2 separate regions of the Homo sapiens genome follow, and region 1 is linked to region 2. A link is a contact called in ENCODE Hi-C or POLR2A ChIA-PET data. All regions are on one chromosome and are shown on one strand. The core of a region is the stretch at or near the end of the contact, and the rest is flanking DNA. Distances in the headings are between cores, read along the strand shown.

Region 1 (4,163 bases), core at 984-3,483, 1.1 Mb after region 2:
TGGGGCTGACTGCTTTTCTGTGCTGTTGGTTCCCAAAACTAGAAAGAAGGAAGCAGGGAGCGGTGCCCCAAGCATGGCTCCTGCCAACACCTATTTATTTCCTTGTTTGTGCTATGCTGGGCAGGCCTTCTCTTGTCCCTTATAGGTACCTTGGAGGGGCCAGGGGCTGAGGAAGGCCGGACCCAGGTTCCAGGGGCGCAGGCAGTGCGGCTTTTGGCTGTGTACATAGGGTGCTTTATTCTCCACAGAGTGATACATGCTAAGGTGGGTTGGGCTTGGACCGATGTCCCCATATGTACAGAACTGAATAAAGTGGGTCTCTGAGAAGTCTGATGTGCCTTGATGTGGAAAGGGAGACGGGGAAGATGGAAATGGACATTACAACCAGGGATGTGTTCAGTCCTGTGCTGGTTCTGGCCTGGAATGTAGGAATATAAGGCAGCTCTCACTGTGGTCACTTCCAGGCAGGGGATGCCTGCCGGGCTTGGAGGGCTTTCTGTACCACATCTTCCCACTGGGCATCCGATATCTCCCGAGCCCAGGCAGGAACCCCTGGCGCAGGCAGGCTTACTCCAGCCATTGTCCTTTTCACCAGCTCTACATGTTCTGAAATCAGAGCCAGAGGCCATTCAGGCATAGAAATAATGGGACCAGCTCCCCTCCCCAATCCCCGAATCAACCCAGAGCCCTTGGGCTGCTAGGGTCACCAAATCCACCTTGTTACTTTAAGGCAAGCCTGCCCATCCCCAAAGCTAGCAAAAGAGCATTTCACTTGGACTCTGAAGTCTACAAAATCTTAGTTTACAAACTATCTTTTTAGGATAGGGTCTTCCTCTGAAACTTCCTTCTACTGACTCATGCCAGTTCATTTCCTTAGTAATTATTCCAGAATGAAAGAATGATCTTTTACCTGGGTCCATGGGAATAGAGCTGTGGTTGTTCAACGCTGTAGCTCCCTCCTCATCTTCATCTTCACTCTCTAATGGTGGGTCTGGCAAATGAAGCCCCAGGGCCTGCAGAGCCACAGAAGACCGTTTGGGTCTAGGCTTTCAGGGAGCCCAGCTTCACCTGTTCAGGAACCATCCCTCCTCCACCCTACCTGGATTCGATCCTGGATGTCAGCAACTACATCTCCATCCCCCACTGGTGCCAGTTCCACCTCCTCTTGTTCAGGATCTTGGTTCAGGGGCTGGTAGGAGTAGCCAGCTGGGCCCGACCCCGTTTCCTCCTGCTCTTCCTCAGGCTCCTCACTGCTCCAATCCCCAGTGCCTTCTGAAGGGCCCTGATGTCCCAGTTCCTCAGTCTGATTGGGGAAGATACGCTCAGGGCCCATGGTGTCTCCTCCTAGAACTACTGTTGCCATCCGGGCAGGGGCTGCAAGAACAGGGAGGCGGTAGGACAGGGATCGGATGAAACCAGGCCCATCTTCATCCTCTCATCATCTCCTTGTAGTCTCCTGCGTGCAAAAAACCAGCTCCTCCCCGAGGCTCCTGCATCCTCCACCCCTCCGCCCCAATTCCAGCCTCTCGTTCCTCCCCCTCCTAAGTCGGGGTTCTTATCTTGAACCAGGCCCCACCAACTTGCTCCGCCACTTCCTAGTTAAACGCCCAACCGGAGGCCCTGCCACCTCCTAAAAGACACCCCTTCCAGAACCCCGGCTCCCCGCGCCACGCCTCCCCCGCGACTTGGGAACTCTGGGTCATCAGACTCCCCTAAACAGGTCGGCGTACCCGCCCCCTTCTCCCCTCTCCTAGAGGACCCCCTCTGTACCGCCTGACAGATGCCTTTCAGGCCCCATGGGCTCCCCTCAAATGGCCCCAGCTGCAGCGTCCCCCACCCGCCCCCATCCGAATCCCGGCGCCGGTGTTCCCGCGCGCCTCACCCGCTCAGAGCCCGCGGCCTCCACTTCCGGCGGGGCAGGACGTGCAGAGGTGCCTAGTCCTCCAGCCCCGCCCCATATCCATGATTGACGCTGGCGAGGACGAGGAGTCCGCCCCTTGCCCCGCCTCCGTCATTCCCAGCCCAAAAAACAAAGGACTGCATTACCCAGTGGCCTCCTCGGTCTCGACACATATTTGCACATGCGCAGAATCTCTCCTACGCCCCTGCCCACTCCTCAGCCCTCTCGTCCCTCAGGAAACGTATGGACTACAAGTCCCGAAATGCCTCCGGCACTTAGCTACGACTGCACGTGCGCGCACAGCTGCCCGCCGGAAGAACCGAGCTTGGCTGTGTTTATCTCGTTGGGGACTAAGGCGTCGGTTGGCGCGCAACGGGTTCTAGGCTGCAGGCAGCTCGAGGACCCGCGGCCCCGCCCCGGCTCGGCCTGGCAGGTAGCCTGGGATGGGTAGAAGGGCAAGGGAGAATTAGGGGGCTTAGGACGTGCTGTCTGGAGCTGGAGTGGCGGGGGAGGGGCCTGAGAGTGATGAGGTGGGGGTGGGGAGGGAGCTAGGGGGATGATGGGAAAGGAGAGTGTTAATGGGGAAAGCAGGGCTAGGGGAGGATGGCGAGGAGATGGGTAGGAGAGACCTGGTGTCTGGAGGAAGCAATGAAGGAAATGGGAAGGAAGACTGGGCCATGAAAACAGGGAAGCTGAGCATAATGGAAGGGGAGGGGTGTCTGGCGTGGTGGGCTAGGGGAGGCCGGAATGTCTGGAAGAAGACAGGGATAGAGTCATATGCAGAGAGGGGTATCGTGGTCAGTGCATGCTAATTTTTCTTTCCTTAGTGGAGGTGGGAAAATGGAGGGCTGTTGGGTGGAGCTTGGAATGGTAGGAGAAGGAAAAATGAGAAAACTGCAAAGCTCTCACGAGATCAAGAAGGGCGAGAAATGGGGAATAAAAAATGCAAGAGACCAGGCGGGTAGATACATTAAGGGAATAGAAGAAGTTTGAAAATGCTTGGTGGTGATGGAGGACTGGGGAGACCCAGGGATAAGAGGAGCCCCTGAGCGCCTGGGGGCTTGTTCTCCTTGAATTTGAGTTGTTTATATGGCAGAGAAACTAAAATTTTTTTTCTCCACCTTTGGCTGGAATTGCTTATCTCCTCTCCTGTGCATATTTTACTTTACCTTGACATATCTGAAGGGAAGAATAGAGAATATAAGGGAGGATGGAAGACTTCCATTCTTAAGCCCATCGACCTCCTAACAGTCTCCACAAGCCCAGACCCAAGATATTTTGGAGAGCGGGAGTAATGAAGTGAGAGTAGCTTCCTGCTGGGGCTATTTCAGGATGGGTCCCATGGCTATTTAAAGCTTAGGGTGTGGAGTTGGGGGAGGTTGGGTGGGTGGGACTAGCAAGCCAGCTGAAAGCCATGTCTCTTTCCTGCAAGGGGCCTCCCTTATTTGAGCTGTTTTAGTGCCTGAGGTTTTGCCTGGCCCTTTCCTCTGCCAGGGCTTCTTAAACAGGGAGCAGATGATGATACACCCAAACTCAGGAGATGCTTGCCAGCAAAAGCATTGTCAGTTGCAAGGATTTGCCTGAAAAAACCTCAGATGTACCCAGGTGTACGTGCCACTAGGTTGACAGGTTGTGTTTAAGAGACCATGACCAGCTGGGCATGGTGGCTCACGCCTGTAATCCCAGCACTTCAGGAGACCGAGGACGGTGGATCACCTGAGGTCAGGAGTTTGAGACCAGCCTGGCCAACATAGTGAGACCCCATCTCTACTAAAAATACAAAAATTAGCTGGGCATGGTGGCAGGCGCCTGTAATCCCAGCTACTTGGGAGGCTGAGGCAGGAGAATCGCTTGAACCCGGGAGGGAGGCAGAGTTTGCAGTGAGCTGAGATTGCACCATTGCGCTCCAGCCTGGGGGCAAGAGCGAGACTTCATCTAAAAAAAAAAAAAAAAAAAAAGACCATGACTTCTCATGCTGGATCTTTCTCTTGTCCTGCCCAAGGGCATTTTTTGCCTCCCTTCCCCTTTTTTTTTGTTTTGAGACAGAGTCTCGCTCTGTCGCCAGACTGGAGTGCAGTGGTGTGATCTCGGCTCACTCCAACCTCCGCCACCCGAGTGCAAGCAATTCTCCTGCCTCAGCCTCCTGAGTAGCTGGGACTACAGGTGCGCGCCACCGTGCCCAGCTAATTTTTGTATTTTTAGTAGAGACGGGTTTCACCATGTTGGCCAGGATGGTCTCCGTCTCTTGATCTCGTGATCCACC
Region 2 (4,557 bases), core at 265-2,764:
CTTTCCTGCACCCCCCACCTCTGCCCTTACTTTTTAGTCTTTACCCCTGTCTCTAGGTCCCCTTTCACTCACCATGGTTCCTCGTCTTCTGCACCAAAGGCTCTCTTACACTTGATCTTTCACTACAGCATTTCTGCCCTGACCCTTGCAGACCTTCTGGAGCAACTCCCCATAACACGCACATTCGATTCCCACCCCCCTGCAGTCTACCCCAGTTCTACATCCATCAGGACTCCCCCAGCTTCTCTTAGCCCCCTCTCTTCCCTTACTCCCCATCTCATCCTTTAAATTCTGGGGCCCATCTCTTCCTGCTCCTCTCACCATTTGCTTTTAGCCCTGTCTCTTTACCTCACTGTTTTCACCTTGGATCTTGCTGAACCTCTTCAATTAACGTAATTACCCAGTTATCCTTGTCCCAGATGGCCATCACTTCTTACACCCTAACTCTAGTCTCCTTTCAGCTCTTCTGGTCCCAGAATCGTCCTACAGACACCCATCTCTTATCTGTTTCCTTTCGCCCTTCCACCACACTCTTATTCCTGACTCCACCTGGTTCCAGTCCAGGTCTCATTTGCCCTCCCTCACTTTACAGAATTTACATCCATCGCCCACCCACTAACCCATTCCTTTCTCAGAACCTCGCCAGCAGTTCCCACCACACCGTTGGTCCCAGTCCTTCAGCTCATCTCGCTCCGCACTAGTTCACACCCTCGTCACGTCTGGCTCTTAATCACTCTCTCTTTCCTACTCCCAACTATTACCCCAGCTCTGCCCCTCCTTGTCTTCCACTTCCAACACTTACCCCGGTACCCCTCACCCCAACACCACCCGCTACGAAGATTTCCCCTTCAAACCCCTGCTCTTACACCTAACCCCAGGATCCCTTTCCCCAGCCCTAACCTCATTCCCTGCCCGGCTTCCTTAACGCCCACCCTGGCTTTTGCCTCCTTCCTATCTCCTTGGCTGGCTTTTTCTCACTCCTCCTCTCCCTGGCTTCTAACCCTTTCTCCCCTTAATCCTCCTCATCTCATTCTCAACCCGGTTCCCCTCATCGCCTCCAAGCCTTCCTTTCCCTCTCCCTTCAACGCTTTTGCCCCAACCCAGCCGTCGCCCACCCCGCCAAAATAAGGCGCCCGCGCGCCCCGACTCCCGGCTCTCGCCTCCCGCCGCCCCCGCCCCGGGCGCCCCCAGCCCGCCGGCGCCGCGGTCCCGCCCCCTGCCGCCGCTCCTCCCGCCCGCGAGGCGCGCGCTGCCTTTGTCGCCCCTCACCCGGTGTGTGAGGATTTTGCTTCTTTAAAGGGGAGGGCTAGTGAGCCGGAGACTCCTATCCCCGCCTCCGAGTCTTAGAATGGGCTCCCTGGCCGTCGCGGCCTCCCCGGCCCCCGTTCCCCCTACCCCCTGGAGCTACCCACTTTGCTGCCTCCCCACCTCCTCCGTCCCCTCCCCCGGCCCCCTCTATTTACCGCCATCATCAGCACGCGCGAGCTGTCACCAGGGCGCGAGACAACCGAACACGGCCCCGCCCCCTGCCCGTCTATTGGCCCGCCCGCTGGAGCCCCGCCCCTCAGGCCCTGCATTGCGCCAACGGCGCAGCGCTGGGCCGCGACCCCGGCACCGGCACCCGTTCCGAGGGTTCGCGCCGCAGGCGCAAAGTTTAGGGTCAGCCACAAACGCGCGGCCGCTTTGAGCCTGGCGTAAGGGGCGGCGGCGTAGGGGGACGTTGTGAATAGCTGGTCGAAGTTTGGTTGAAGCACAGGAGGGTAAATAAGAAGGTTTCCAGACAAAGAGACTCTTAAAGGTACAGACTCTTATGTCTGTCCCTCCTCCTTAAAGGGCCAGAGACGCTCCCGAGCCCATCTCCGCCCCCTTCTTCCCGGGGAACTGTAAAGGTATTTTACATGAGTTTCCCATACTCTTTTCGGTTCACCTTTAACACCTCTCCCCACTGCGAAGGACAAAGGCTTTCTCACTATCCCGTCCGTATGTTTTGTTTTATTCTGTTAAAAGACGTTATTTCTGTGTTGTTCCTAAAGCAGCAGCCCTCAAACCGTGGGGTTTCCGGAGGCAGCGTTTGCAAAAGTTACTATTGGCTCCCAGGCGGGTGAGCACGTGTCTGGCTTTTGCCACAGATGACCCAAGAGAGATTCAGCTGTTTTATGGAAATCCCCCACAAGTTAGAGGATCGCTGCCGGAACTGAAGAAGTTCAGCAGATTGTAAGGCTTGGGAAATAAACCAGACTGACTTGGTAGTGGTCCATTGGGAAACAGAACAGCACCTAAGCTACAAAAGGCTTAGGTTAAGCAGTCTCCTAGGTGCACTGTCTTGAAACTACTTGCGGGGTGGTAGTGGGGGGAGGGGATGGGAGTCTCCCAAAATAAGATCAACAATTTCAACACCCAACACATAGCTAAGGCAGATAAAGACTTACATTTAAATATAAGGACAAGTAAAAGAAACAGACATTAGCTATAGTAGTGGCTCAAGTTACACACCTGTAAACAGGAGAACTAGGTAAGCACAAAAAAAAAAAAAAGAACACCACACACAATAGGAAGGGGGAAACTACAATGCCTGGACCAAGCGCTGTGTAGGCAATTTATTAACAACTTGCACTTTTAAAAGAGGTTTGATAGAAGGAGAGGAAGTGGAGTGTTTCAATTTGGTTTGGTCGGGATTTATCATGAGGTTCAAGGCCTCAGAGTTAGATTCAGAATTTAGCTCTCCCTTTGTCGTCCATCACAGTTAACATAATTCTTTTTAAGGAATTCTTAACATTATAACTCTAATTATATGTCTTATTCCCTTACTCAACAATCCCCAAGAAAATTCTTGGAGAAGAAAGATTGTTACTTATTCAATGTTAGTTCCATAACAAGGTGCTTTTGCTGAGTGAAGAATTTGGGAGCCACTTAAAACTTCCAATGGAAGGGATGCTCCCAGAATAGCAATACAGGAGGAAAAGTTTCTCAGTGATGTGAGCATGTATTAGATCAGTGTTCTCAAAAATGTGGCCTGGAGGCCGGGCACGGTGGCTCACGCCTGTAATCCCAGCACTTTGGGAGGCCAAGGCAGGTGGATCATGAGGTCAGGAGATCAAGACCAGCCTGGCCAACATGGTGAAACTCCGTCTCTACTAAAAATACAAAAATTATCCGGACGTGGTGGCGTGTGCCTGTAATCCCAGCTACTCAGGAGGCTGAGGCAGGAGAATTGCTTGAACCAGGGAGTTGGAGGTTGCAGTGAGCTGAGATCGTGCCACAGCACTCCAGCCTGGCAACGGAGTGAGACTCCATCTCAAAAAAAAAAAAAAAAAAAAAAAAGTGTCGCCTGGAAAGGCCTAGGGATCTCTGAGACCCTTTGGGCTGGGGGGATAGTGGGGTGCCTGAGATCAAAACGATTTTCCTAATAATACTGAGACATATCTGCATTGTCACTGTGATGATATTTGCACAATGATACAAAAGTAGCAATGGGTAAAACTGCTGCCTTAGCACAAATCAAGGCAACTGCACCAAGTTGTGCTAGAGGTCAAGGTATTCTTCACTGCTACAGTAAAAAAACACCTGTTTCAGGCCGGATGGGTGCAGTGGCTCACACCTGTAATCCCAACACTTTGGGAGGCCAAGGCAGGTGGATCACTTGAGGTCAGGAATTCGAGACCAGCCTGGCCAACATGGTGAAACCCCTCTCTCTACTAAAAATACAGAAATTAGCTGGGCGTGGTGGCACGCACCTGTAATCCCAGCTACTCGGGAAGCTGAGGCAGGAGAATCACTTGAACCTGGGAGGCAGAGGTTTCAGTGAGCCGAGATCGCACCACTGCACTCCAGCCTAGGCAACAGAGTGCGACACTGTCTCAAAAAAAAAAAAAAAAAAAACCACCTGTTTCATTTAAGAGGTCTTTGATGAAGACAATAAAAATTGTTTTATTTAAGTACACGTTTATGTGATTAAATGCATGTATGTATGCATCAAGCACTTTTAAGTACAACATTTGTCTTGAGGAAAAGCACTCTTGCAATTTGAGTTTGGAGCTGAATTAATAGCTTTCTTCATGGAACACCGTTTTTATTTGAAAGAACAGCTAACAGACTAGTTGTTCACTGGATATTTGGCAGACATGTTCTTAAAAATAAAGTAGAGCCTGATAGCATTGTCGGTTATGATAAAACTCAAGCCTTTATTTTTATTTTTGGAGACGGAGTCTCACTCTGTTACCCAGGCTGGAGTGGAGTGGCGTGATCTCAGCTCACTGCAACCTCTGCCTCCCAGGTTCAAGCAATTCTCCTGCCTCAGCCTCCTGAGTAGCTGGCACCACAGGCACACGCCACTAACGCCCAGCTAATTTTTTGTATTTTAGTAGAGACAGGGTTTCGCCATGTTGCCCAGGCTGGTCTTGAACTCCTGAGCTCAGGCAGTCTGCCCGCCTCAGCTTCCCAAAGTGCTAGGATTACAGGCGTGAGCCACCGCACCCGGCCTGATAAAACTCAAGCATTTAAGTCAAACAGAATTTCTAACAACTGACTTGTATCTCCCAATGTAAGTTTGATAGCTTC

What was found. Hi-C counts contacts between places; a loop is a spot of excess contacts on that map. ChIA-PET counts read pairs that join two places held with the same protein, here RNA polymerase II (POLR2A). Pooled maps may share reads with other maps.
Region 1: a loop to region 2 is called in a pooled map, with 8 times the contacts of the local background. The contact joins the promoter of KLHDC3 here to the promoter of USP49 in region 2. A Hi-C loop is called at or near these places in 6 of 50 pooled maps. POLR2A ChIA-PET finds 5 or more read pairs at or near these places in 2 of 52 experiments (GM10248 and activated T-cell).

Annotation. Positions count from the first base shown.
Region 1 is chr6:43,012,016-43,016,178 of GRCh38, forward strand. KLHDC3 (kelch domain containing 3) reads left to right here and starts at 2,234. Exons shown (of 11, transcript NM_057161.4): 1 at 2,234-2,333. MEA1 (male-enhanced antigen 1) reads right to left here and starts at 1,931. Exons shown (of 4, transcript NM_014623.4): 1 at 1,771-1,931; 2 at 1,100-1,374; 3 at 911-1,013; 4 at 1-606. The coding sequence starts at 1,798. The coding sequence ends at 455. PPP2R5D (protein phosphatase 2 regulatory subunit B'delta) reads left to right here. Exons shown (of 16, transcript NM_006245.4): 16 at 1-327. RefSeq lists enhancers at 1-99, 2,063-2,182 and a silencer at 1,803-1,852.
Region 2 is chr6:41,893,861-41,898,417 of GRCh38, forward strand. USP49 (ubiquitin specific peptidase 49) reads right to left here and starts at 1,515. Exons shown (of 8, transcript NM_001286554.2): 1 at 1,464-1,515. RefSeq lists enhancers at 274-788, 1,723-1,912 and silencers at 1,353-1,592, 1,381-1,673.